Linked DNA regions of Homo sapiens: all the other regions are linked to region 3. The links are chromatin contacts, found by Hi-C or POLR2A ChIA-PET in ENCODE. All regions are on one chromosome and are shown on one strand. The core of a region is the stretch at or near the end of the contact, and the rest is flanking DNA. Distances in the headings are between cores, read along the strand shown.

Region 1 (3,800 bases), core at 1,297-3,796, 92 kb after region 3:
TCTCTCCCAGGCCTGCTCCCTGCAGCTCTCATGGCCATAGACACACATGGGCTCTTTCCGCTGCTCTGTGCTGCTGGCACAGACCTGGAGCAATTATTTTGTCTACTTGGGCAGGACTGCTCTGATTTTTTTTATTTTAATTGAGACGGGATCTTGCTCTGTCACCCAGGCTGGAGTGTAGTGGTGTGATCATGGCTTACTGTAGCCTCGACCTCCCAGGCTCAAGCAATCCTCCCACCTCAGCCTCCTGAGTAGCTGGGACTATAGGTCCAGCTACAGGTCCACCATGCTTGGCTAATTTGTGTATTTCTTGTAGAGATGGGGTTTTGTCATGGAACCCAGGCTGGTCTTGAACTCCCAGGCTCAAGCAATTCTCTAGCCTCAGCCTCCCAAAGTGTGCACCTGCCGGAGTTCCTTATCAATAGTATATTTTCTAATAATTTCTGACAAATCAAATGCTTACAAGGTAGCCCTTCTCATGACTATCTAAAAGGCATCATTAGAAAACACTCCCTTTGGAGGAGGTTGCAGTGAGCCGAGATCAAGCCACTGCACTCTAGCCTGGGCGACAGAGCGAGACTCTGCCTCAAGTAAACAAAACAAAACAAAAAAGCAAACACTCCCTTTTAACCTGAATCATCACACCGCGTAGTGCAGGAGCCTGGGCCTCCCTTCCTACAGGTGCAGTGGTGCTACATTTCCCAGGCCCCAGAATCCAAGTCAGTCTTCCCCAAAGCTTTACACTCTCTCATGTGGCCCTCAGACTCGCAGAGACACACACACACTCATACCCCAACAGGGCCATAGCTGGGGGCACACACTTCCCAGGATGTTCCAGTGAGTAGCTGGGGGACAGAGGTGTCAAGAGAGCCCAGGTGACAGCATTTTCCTCACCGGCCCTGCTGGGCAGAGGTAAGGATGAGAGATGGCTCTGAAGATGTTTCTACACTGCATTGTCCCCTCCCCTGATGGCCACTTCTGCCAAGTGTGGCAGAAAGGAAGCATTTTTCTCTGATGATGGCTACCTAGCTGCTTCCTGTCTGGCTCAGGCTTAGTAAGAGGGAGCAAGAGATGAGAGAGAGGAAAGGGGTCACTTTCCGGCAGCCTCCCCGGGGCTCCCACCATTGAAGTTACCATAGAGGATACAACCTCAGCTGGCTAAGGTCACTGCTGGCACATCTCCGACCCACTCATTAGCTGTGTCTATTGTCCCAAGGCAAGACAGGGCCTCCAGAGAGCTAGGGAGGGTGGAGGAAAGAAGAAAAGCCTCCGAGGGAAGGTGCAGAAGAGTCAGGCAGTGAGCTGTCAGGGGGCTAGTACAGGTGGGAACGAGAGGAGGACAAGTGTTCCATGGGGAAAACCTTCCACTGCTCAGGTCTAAGGAGATTCAGATTATTTCATCCCCTGGGGCTGAGGTGGAGGAGAGGATAGAAGAGCAACGAAGCTGAGAAGTAGGGCTTACCAACAGAGCAGCACCAGGCTGGGCAGACACATGACTGGGCTAGGATGTCATTTCCTGCCGCAATAGGAGCTACAGGTTTGGAAGCAATCCTGGCCAGTGCTCAGTGGAGACCATCAGCCTGGCGACCAAGGACAGCGGGCAGAGACTCTCTGTTAGCTAAGGGGGGATCCTGAGTGGGCTTCGGCTGGAAGCACAAGGCCCTTCCTAGATGGCAGCGTCAACCTCACAGGTTTGTGACCTAATGCACACTGGAAGGCACCCTGGCTGCGGCCAAGGGTTTTCCAGGTGGGTTTCAGGGAGCACCATGCATGAGATGGAGAACACTGAGGAGAGATGACATGTGTCATTCATCTTTCTGTCCCAGAACCTGCCACGGAACAGGGCACCTATCAAGAGCCCACCAAACATTTGCAGACCTGAGCTGGGTCAAAGAAGAGAACAGCACTTCCTTACATTCCAAGGTGGAAGGTTTAGTCCAAAAATGTCCACATGGCGTGTTGACTACCCCGGCCAAATCACAGATTGTCAGACAGACGGGCAGCAATCCTAAGAGACTACAGATACAGGTGGATGAGAGGGATTATCTTCACTGGGTGAGAGATGAACAGGGCAGTTTGGGGAAATAGTGCCCAGGTTTGGAGAGGACGAGAGGGAAGACAGCAGTGGGCCGGACGCCAGGCCCACGTCAGAAACATGGAACCCGAGTTTCGTTGCTTGGCACCTGCTCATTGTGCAGAAGGTTCTTACGCATTTAAAGCTGAGAACAGCTGATGTTATCAGCACATCTCATTTCCAAAAAAGTGCAATCTGCCTCCACTGCCATGTCACACGGAAGCTGGAGCCCAGGAAACATTTGATTGAGACCGTGAGCTCATGCTGGATGAGTGTAGATCTTTTCTAAATGGGAAGTAGGAAGTGGGGTGATTGCAAAGATACCTCTCACCCACTCAGTAGAGGGACAGCACAGGCCGGCACAGATGCCCACTGAACAAGACAGACTGCCTGCCACCAGGCCCACCTGCCTTGGGTCCCAGGGTGCCAGAACAGGGGAGGTGGACGGGGAGCTGCTTCCCCATTGAGCTTGCAGCTGATTCGCCTGGTGCCCTCCCTGCGTTTCCTCTTCGTCACGGGAGAGACTTACGTAAACTTCAAGCAGGAAGTCAGGGAGGCCCCCAGTGTGGCAAGGATGGCTCTCACCCTGTTCCCCAGGCCTGGGATCACCTCTCTGCCTCACATCTTCACAGGGGTGTTCAGACCTTGTGGGGAGGCACTGGGGTGGTGGGTGAATGTTGAGGACTGAGGGAGAGAGGGAAGGATGATGGCAGCTCACCATCCACAGATCTGGCCGCAAAACATACACAAACTGAAGGAAGCAGGGTATGCAACAGAAATAGAATCAACCTAGGATGGGGGTGGGGATGAATAAGCAAAGGCGAGGAGGAAATCGAATTGGGCAAGGTGGCATCCCCTTCATAAGCCAACCCTCAGATTCCTGGCCCGGTCCTCAGCCCTCCCTCCACTGCCTGGCATGTAAGGAGGCTCTGCTGAGCACTTGCTTGTAGCCTTTGCTCTGCCAGGGTGAATCCTGTTCTCATTTCCCATCTGATGTAATTCAGGCTCAGAGGAGGGCCTGGAAAGGAACCCTGGGGTCCCCTGCCTCGTTTCTCCAGCCTGGGGACAGGCCAACTGTGATGAAGAGCCCTTTGATGACCCTCAAACCCATGACATGAGGACTGGAGAGGAGTAACTTGATTAGCAGGTCCTAAGCCCAGAGCTGCCCAGCACCTTAGTCCACTGTAGATCTACCTCCCATACCCCGAGAGTGGAGACTGTTCTTAACGATAAAGACTTGGAAAAGCTGGGTTTCTGAAGGGTGAGGAGATAATCAGCCCACGGTGCCTGCTGAGACTCCAGGAACTGGAGCACCTGGCCCTATCCATGGACATGCTTGCTTGTTCTCACTGAGCAGAGCCCGTGGTGGCTGGCAGAGCCGGTGCCGGGCCCCCATGCAGCATGCGAAGCTGGCATGCACAGCATGTTCACCCTTTCAGGAGATGGCAGCCCCACCAGGAGCCAGCTGTCCCTGCTCCTGCTGCAGCGCGCCTTCTAGGGCCACAGCTGGGGACACTGCTCTGAGCTGTCAAGCCCAGGCAAGGACTCAGGTGGTTAACGGGAAGTAATCTACTCAGTGTCAGAATGAAACTGCAGCTCCAGAGAGCAGGTCAGGGCCGGTGTGTGTGTGACCCCTGCTGAGCCATTCTCCTACTCAGCAGGGGGCAAATAGTTTGGGAAGGGGGGAAAGTGGGCTTGCTCTCCTCTGGTCCCATCCTCCACACAC
Region 2 (3,558 bases), core at 116-2,615, 91 kb before region 3:
GAGACACTGTGCCAGGCCACTGTTTTCTGTTTGAATTATCAGTTAGTATAATCATCCTTTGTTATAATAGAGTTTTAGTAATGTGCCATGAGCTACAGAGTAAGGATTCTTCACCTATAAGAGTCAGTATTCTTAGGAAGGGGTCAGCCTTCGTCAGTGATTGAGTGATTACTTCTTGGCATTTAAAATAGCGTCACTGGCTGGGCACAGTGGCACATGCCTATAATCCTAGCACTTTGGGAGGCTGAGGCAGGAGGATCGCTTGAGCTCAGGAGTTTTAAGACCAGCCTGGGCAACTTAGTGAGATTTTGTCTCTACAAAAAATTTAAAAATAAATAAAATAGTGTCATTTTACACTTTATACCCAAAACAAAACCAAAGAAGTATATTCTGGTGTTTGTAGAGTAGCAAGCTCCTTTCTATTGCATTTCTTTTTTTTTTTTTTTTTTTTTTTTTTTTTTTTTAAGAGGGAGTTTCACTCTTGTTGCCCAGGCTGGAGTGCTATGGCATGATCTCGGCTCACCGCAACCTCCGCCTCCTGGGCTCAAGCAATTCTCCTGCCTCAGCCTCCCGAGTAGCTGGAATTACAGGCATACGCCACCACCCCGGCTAATTTTGTGTTTTCAGCAGAGATGGGGTTTCTCCATGTTGATCAGGCTGGTCTTGAACTCCCAACCTCAGGTGATCTGCCTGTCTCGGCCTCCCTAAATGCTGGGATTACAGGCGTGAATCACTGCACCCAGCCTCTATTGCATTTCTTAATCATGCCGAGAAAATGGGTGGTAACAGATCAACTTCTGTAAACTCCACAGATTTATGCAGAATGCGTTCTACAAGAGAAATCTCTTTAGGAATTCACTATGACTCAATATAGGAATTATGGGTTATTGTCATGATTCCTTGAGATTCTTTTTACTTGATTGAGTTAGGAGCAAAATGCTTACTCATTGCTTTATTCTTGGAGTAGAGGCAAATGCAATTTCAGATAAATGTGTGGGATAAAATGTGTGGGATGGGAGTTGAAAGATAGAAGATTTTACATATGCCGATTGAAAGTGGCTTTGAGCATCATTTCTTCATTAATTCATTCCATGTTTATTTATTGGATGCTTACTAAGTGCCAGGCACTGTTCTAGGTGCTAAGAAGGTATATAGCCATCCATGAAACAGTCTGAGGTCAGACTTCCCTCTCAGGTGGCCATACTAAGGCCCATAACAGCTCTGGCTCATCCTCTTTATATTAATTTTTATTTTTTCACTCCCTGTCTCCAGGAAACAGTGTTGGCGTCCTTTTTTGTTTATAACCGTCAAGCATGAGTCATCCCTTCACTGAGTATTGCAGAATCGCATATCACATTCCAGCCTAATTCGTACTGCTGCCAGGGTCTCTGCCAGCAGCTCTTTGCCTATCTTCTGACAATCATGATACTCAGAGCAGTGAGACCAACTGCACATGTTGGTCAACTGGGGAAGGGAGAAGACAGAGCATGATACCTGTTTTCTATCCATTTTTGTTTAGTACAAGGTATATTTAGGAATAGGCAGCTTCTGGCGGGCACGGTGGCTCACGCCTGTAATCCCAGCACTTTGGGAGGCTGAGGCAGGCGGATCACGAGGTCAGGAGATCGAGACCATCCTGGATAACATGGTGAAACCCTGACTCCACTAAAAATACAAAAAAATTGCCGGGCGTGCGCCTGTAGTCCCAGCAACATGGGAGGCTGAGGCAGGAGAATGGCGTGAACCTGGGAGGCGGAGCTTGCATGAGCCAAGATTGCGCCACTGCACTCCAGCCTGGGCAACAGAGCGAGACTCTGTCTCAGAAAAAAAAAAAAAAAGGGCAGCTTCTTTGTGGGTGCCAATATATCAGGCCATACTCTACCATTAGAAAGCCCGAAATCCATGGCAGGGCACGGTGGCTGGTGCCTGTAATCCCCGCACTTTGGGAGACCAAGGTGAGTGGATCACCTGAGGTTGGGAGTTTGAGACCAGCCTGACCAACATGGAGAAACCCCATCTCTACTAAAAAAACAAAATTAGCCCGGCGTGGTGGCGCATGCCTGTAATCCCAGCTACTCGAGACGCTGAGGCAGGAGAATCGCTTGAACCTGGGAGGCGGAGGTTGCAGTGAGCCAAGATGTGCCATTGCACTCCAGCCTGGGCAACAAGAGTGAAACTCCGTCTCAAAAAAAAAAAAAAAATTAAAAATAAAGCCTGAAATCCCTTTTTTTAATTAATTAATTAAGTAATTTTTTTTTTGGACAGTATCTCACTCTGTTGCCCAGGCTAGAGTGCAGTGGTGTGATCTCAGCTCACTGCAACCTCCACCTCCCAGGTTCAAGTGATTCTCATTCCTCAGCCTCCCAAGTAGCTGAGACTACAGGCATATGCCACCATGCCCAGCTAATTTTTTTTTTTTTTTTTTTTGGAGACGGAGTCTCACTCTGTCACCCATTCTGGAGTACAATGGCATGATCTCAGCTCACTGCAACCTCCTCCTTCTGGGTTCAAGTGATTCTTCTGCCTCAGCCTCCTGAGTAGCTGGGACTACAGGCTTGTGCCACCACACTCAGCTAATTTTTGTATTTTTAGTAGAGACAGGGTTTCACCATATTGGCCAAGCTGATCTTGAACTCCTGACTTCGTGATCCACCTGCCTCGGCCTCCCAAAGTGCTGGGATTACAGGTGTGAGCCACCTTGCCCAGCCTAATTTTTGTATTTTTAATAGAGACTGGTTTTGGCCATGTTGGCCAGGCTGGTCCCGAACTCCTGGCCTCAAGCAATCTGCCCACCTCAACCTCCCAGAGTGCTGGGATTACAGGCATGAGCCACTGTGCCTGACTTCCAAAATTCATTTCTTTAATAATGAATTTACACCTATGAGCAAATAAAGTCAGCTGGTCTCTTAAAAACAGTATTGGGCCAGGCATGGTGGCTCACGCCTATAATCCCAGCACTTTGGGAGGCTGGGGCAGGCAGATCACCTGAGGTTAGGAGTTCAAGACCAGCCTTGCTAACATGGCAAAACCCATCTCTACCAAAAAATACAAAAATTAGCTGGGCATGGTGGCACATGCCTTGTAATCCCAGCTACTCAGGAAGCTGAGGCAGGAGAATCACTTGAACCCAGGAGGCAGAGGTTGCAGTGAGCCAAGATCGTGCCACTGCGCTCCAGCCTGGGCGACAGAGCGAGACTTCATCTCAAAAAAAAAAAAACAACCGTATTGGTCTTACAAATGGACTTGGCAGCTTTGGCTGATGTTTCTGTTGTGCACACAAAATGGTCCTTTAAGGAAAACCTGAAAATTTATTCTAGAATTTTAAGATAATCCATCAGAAAAAACAAACAAAATTCTTCCTGAAATTTCTAAACAATACTTTGGTTTTGAATATTTAGGCTTTCCTTTCATAAATTTGATTGGTTGATTTATATCTTTTAAAAAATATGTCTTTAGGGCAGCTTTGTAATATAAAAAATATTTCCACCTATAATTCTTTACTTTAATGTAACTGTTTTCTTTTCTTTTCTTTTTTTTTTTTTTTTTTTTTGAGACAGT
Region 3 (3,767 bases), core at 257-2,756:
ATTGTAAATAAATGATGCAAGTGGAAAAGTTGTTGATCAAAAAGATCATCTAGGAATGATCTGTCTTCCAATTATTTAACTCAATATAGTTTTGCAATTACTCTGAAGAGGCCGTAGGGCTAGGCATTCTGGAGGTTACAAAAATGCATGCTAGGAAGTTCCTGTCTTCCAAGGACCTTTCTTCAAGTCTAAGTAAGTACGGTTGAATTCTTATTAGCCTTTTTTTTTTTTTGAATGAAGCAGCTTTAAAATTTATTAAATGCTCGTTGTCTCCTAAAGATAAGATGTTTCACAAAGTCTATGTAAGTCTTTGATTTTAATGTCAAATTTGAGGGTCTACTTATTAATCTTATGTGATTGAGAACTCCATCTTTGACATCATAGCTGTTTCATAGCAACCTTGACCTACGTGAATAATGAGCTCTATTCTGTAGGATAAAGGGAGTAGGCCAAGAGTCAGGGAGCATCATGCATCCTCTCACTCAAAATATATCTTCAGTATCCTTGGGAAGGAAGAGTGCCTAAAAGGGGGAGAGGAGCTGCCTTTAACACAACCTTAAACATTCTGATTTGAAAAGGTCATCTTGGCCCTTGTCTTTATGAATTTCCATTTCTATTTAAAATTCCTTACACATTGAACAGTGTTTCACACTTTACAAAGTGTTCTCACATACAGTATATCATTCAGTGCTCTAAGTGACCTTCCTCAGATAGGCAAGGAGGTCTTAAGTTACAAAGGAGGAAACAGAAATTCAGGAAGGGTAAGTTACTTGCCTCCTAGTCCAGAGTTCTTAATCCTTTTTATAGGAAGTTTAGGAACATTAAAATAATTCAAGTTAATCTTCCTTTTTTTAGACTTTAGTATTTGTTTTATTTGGTGACATTTAACTGGGGCTTTTGAAACCCTTAATTTAGATCCTAGTTTATAGAGGGGAAGGGGAAGGGTGAGGAAGAGTGTAACTTCACTATGCATTTGAGGTAATCTGGAAATTTACTTCAGTTTCTGAAGTCTTTTCTTCTTTGTCTTCCCAAGAGGTGGATTTAAAGTCATTAAGAGAACACGAAAACGGCCAGCGCGGTGGCTCATGCCTGTAATCCCAGCACTTTGGGGGGCTGAGGTGGGTGAATTGCTTGAACCCAGGAGTTGGAGACAAGCCTCGACAACATGGTGAAACCCCGTATCTACAAAAAATAGAAAAATTAGCCAGGTGTGATAGCCTGCACCTGTAGTCCCAGCTACCTAGGAGGCTGAGGTGGCAGGATCACTTGAGCCTAGGAGGTTGAGGCTGCAGTGAGCTGTGATCATGTTACTGCACTCCAGCCTGGGTTGACAGTGAGGCCCTGCCTCAAAAAAAAAAAAAAAAAAAAAAAGCGTGAAGACTAGTAGGTAAGGTGGTTATTTTATTAACAACGATAGTTAGTAAAGCAACACCATTGTGATTTTTTTCCTGCCTTGTGGCCTCACCTGTTTATAAGGACTGGACTTTTATTTATTAAGTTGTGTTGTTTTATTGACAATACATGCATCATATCTTTTGACTTTGAAGGATATCTCATGTCAAAGGAATCAAGTTATGATTTATAGAGGATTCAGCTGGAATACCTTGTGGGTGCTGGCTGAGGGTGGCAAAACGCCTACCGAGACATGAAGGTTTTAGCCACTAGTTTTGTCCTTGGGAGCCTGGGGTTGGCCTTCTACCTGCCTTTGGTGGTGACTACACCTAAAACACTGGCCATCCCTGAGAAGCTGCAAGAAGCTGTGGGGAAAGTTATCATCAATGCCACAACCTGTACTGTCACCTGTGGCCTTGGCTATAAGGAGGAGACCGTCTGTGAGGTGGGCCCTGATGGAGTGAGAAGGAAATGTCAGACTCGGCGCTTAGAATGTCTGACCAACTGGATCTGTGGGATGCTCCATTTCACCATTCTCATTGGCAAGGAATTTGAGCTTAGCTGTCTGAGTTCAGACATCTTGGAGTTTGGACAGGAAGCTTTCCGGTTCACCTGGAGACTTGCTCGAGGTGTCATCTCCACTGACGATGAGGTCTTCAAACCCTTTCAAGCCAACTCCCACTTTGTGAAGTTTAAATATGCTCAGGAGTATGACTCTGGGACATATCGCTGTGATGTGCAGCTGGTAAAAAACTTGAGACTCGTCAAGAGGCTCTATTTTGGGTTGAGGGTCCTTCCTCCTAACTTGGTGAATCTGAATTTCCATCAGTCACTTACTGAGGATCAGAAGTTAATAGATGAGGGATTGGAAGTTAATCTGGACAGCTACTCCAAGCCTCACCACCCAAAGTGGAAAAAGAAGGTGGCGTCAGCCTTGGGAATAGGAATTGCCATTGGAGTGGTTGGTGGCGTGTTGGTGAGGATTGTCCTCTGTGCGCTAAGGGGGGGCCTGCAGCAGTGACAGCTTCAAGAACTTAACAGCCTTGCTCCTGAAGAACTGGCTGCCCAGGAAGCCAAGCTAGCTTTTTAGGGGAGTGTTCCAGCTGCTGGTAGTGGATCAGCTTAGAGGGAACACTCCCACAGCCAAAAGAATGAGTGGGAGAAATGGAGGGGACAATCTCCTGGGAGCTATGCGCAGTAACCTAACTTCCTTATGTCCCATGGATCTCTTCCTGATCTTCCCTGCCCATTGGGTACCCAGGAAACTGCAAGCATTGCCTGTGTTCCTGGGAAGAGTTCTAAGAAGCTTGCATTCATTTTCTACCCTTTATGACTTGGATGCCTCCCCACCTCCATTTCCCCTCTTCTGAGCTGTGTATTCATGTAGAGGGATGTATTCAGCCTTTTTAGTGAACATTTTTTTTCAATAAAAGTAATTCACAGTAGCTGTATGGAGACCTTTTTCTGCTCTTCAGTTTCTTGTATTTATTTAAATTGTCCCATAATCAGTCTGGCTTCATTTTCCTCAGGTTTCTTAGAATAGACATTAAACCAATTGTCTGCTTTTGGGGGCAGGGGGTGCAGTGCATAAGCCTATGGCAGGGGTTGTTAGTAATGACATCCAACTCAGGTGTGTAACAGTCACTAAATATTAACAAATTGCCTGTTCTGCCCAGGTAAATCCCCTGTTTGGTATTAAATTGAATTTCTTGGCAAAACACTAGATCCTTCACCTGGTAGGTTTCCTCTTACCATTCAGACAGCACCTTGGCTTGCCTCCACTCCAGTCCTTTTAGCTCTTTCAGTGCCCTGAAGCTTCTATTCCTGGGAGGGTCAAGTATTGGTTTCTTACAGCAGCCAAGGCCCCCAAAGGAGGATTAGTACTTTGATTCCTCCATAGGAAATCCAGTCTTAAGACTCCGAGGCCATTCGGACCGTGTCTGAGATAATTGGCTTGTGGAACCATCAGGGAAAGACTCTTGGCCACCAGCTGAGCTAATTCTACTGAGAGAATTACAACATTTCTTCCTCTCACTTTTCTCTGACTACAGGAGGTAGCAGAAACCAAAGACCAGCGATTCTCTAGATGTGTGTTAGAATCATCTGGATGACCTTGTGAAAAATAAAGGTTCTTGAGCTCTAATCCTGACAATGCTAATTCAGTTTAAATTATGGTCAAAGGATCTCTATTATTTATTTTACTTTTAACTTGTAAAAATTTCAAACCCATAGAAAAGCTGAAAGAAATGTTTGGTGACCATGCATAGAACCTTTACCAAAATTCACCAGGAATTAACATTTTGTCACAATTATCTTTCTCAATATAGATTGATTTTGTTAAACCATTTGAAAGCTAGTCACAGACATTGCAACTC

Evidence for each region. Hi-C counts contacts between places; a loop is a spot of excess contacts on that map. ChIA-PET counts read pairs that join two places held with the same protein, here RNA polymerase II (POLR2A). Pooled maps may share reads with other maps.
Region 1: POLR2A ChIA-PET joins it to region 3 with 10 read pairs in B cell. The contact joins the enhancer-like site here to the promoter of TMEM81 in region 3. A Hi-C loop is called at or near these places in 2 of 168 maps with a recorded cell type or tissue (left colon and posterior vena cava). POLR2A ChIA-PET finds 5 or more read pairs at or near these places in 2 of 52 experiments (B cell and H1).
Region 2: POLR2A ChIA-PET joins it to region 3 with 10 read pairs in activated CD8-positive, alpha-beta memory T cell. The contact joins the enhancer-like site here to the promoter of TMEM81 in region 3. A Hi-C loop is called at or near these places in 1 of 168 maps with a recorded cell type or tissue (endothelial cell of hepatic sinusoid) and 1 of 50 pooled maps. POLR2A ChIA-PET finds 5 or more read pairs at or near these places in 4 of 52 experiments (H1, OCI-LY7, activated CD8-positive, alpha-beta memory T cell and 1 more).

Annotation. Positions count from the first base shown.
Region 1 is chr1:204,991,462-204,995,261 of GRCh38, reverse strand. All of the region lies in intron 24 of NFASC (neurofascin), which reads right to left. Among named protein-coding and RNA genes, the nearest start is that of CNTN2, 50 kb to the left of the region's middle. Within about 2 kb of position 2,546, at least 6 of the 41 ENCODE cell types and tissues checked have a DNase peak (open chromatin) inside an H3K27ac peak, as active enhancers do.
Region 2 is chr1:205,173,383-205,176,940 of GRCh38, reverse strand. All of the region lies in intron 2 of DSTYK (dual serine/threonine and tyrosine protein kinase), which reads left to right. Among named protein-coding and RNA genes, the nearest start is that of DSTYK, 37 kb to the left of the region's middle. RefSeq lists an enhancer at 1,741-2,242. Within about 2 kb of position 1,365, at least 22 of the 41 ENCODE cell types and tissues checked have a DNase peak (open chromatin) inside an H3K27ac peak, as active enhancers do.
Region 3 is chr1:205,082,199-205,085,965 of GRCh38, reverse strand. It overlaps TMEM81 (transmembrane protein 81), which reads left to right and starts at 1,506. Exons shown (of 1, transcript NM_203376.2): 1 at 1,506-2,837. The coding sequence starts at 1,646. The coding sequence ends at 2,413.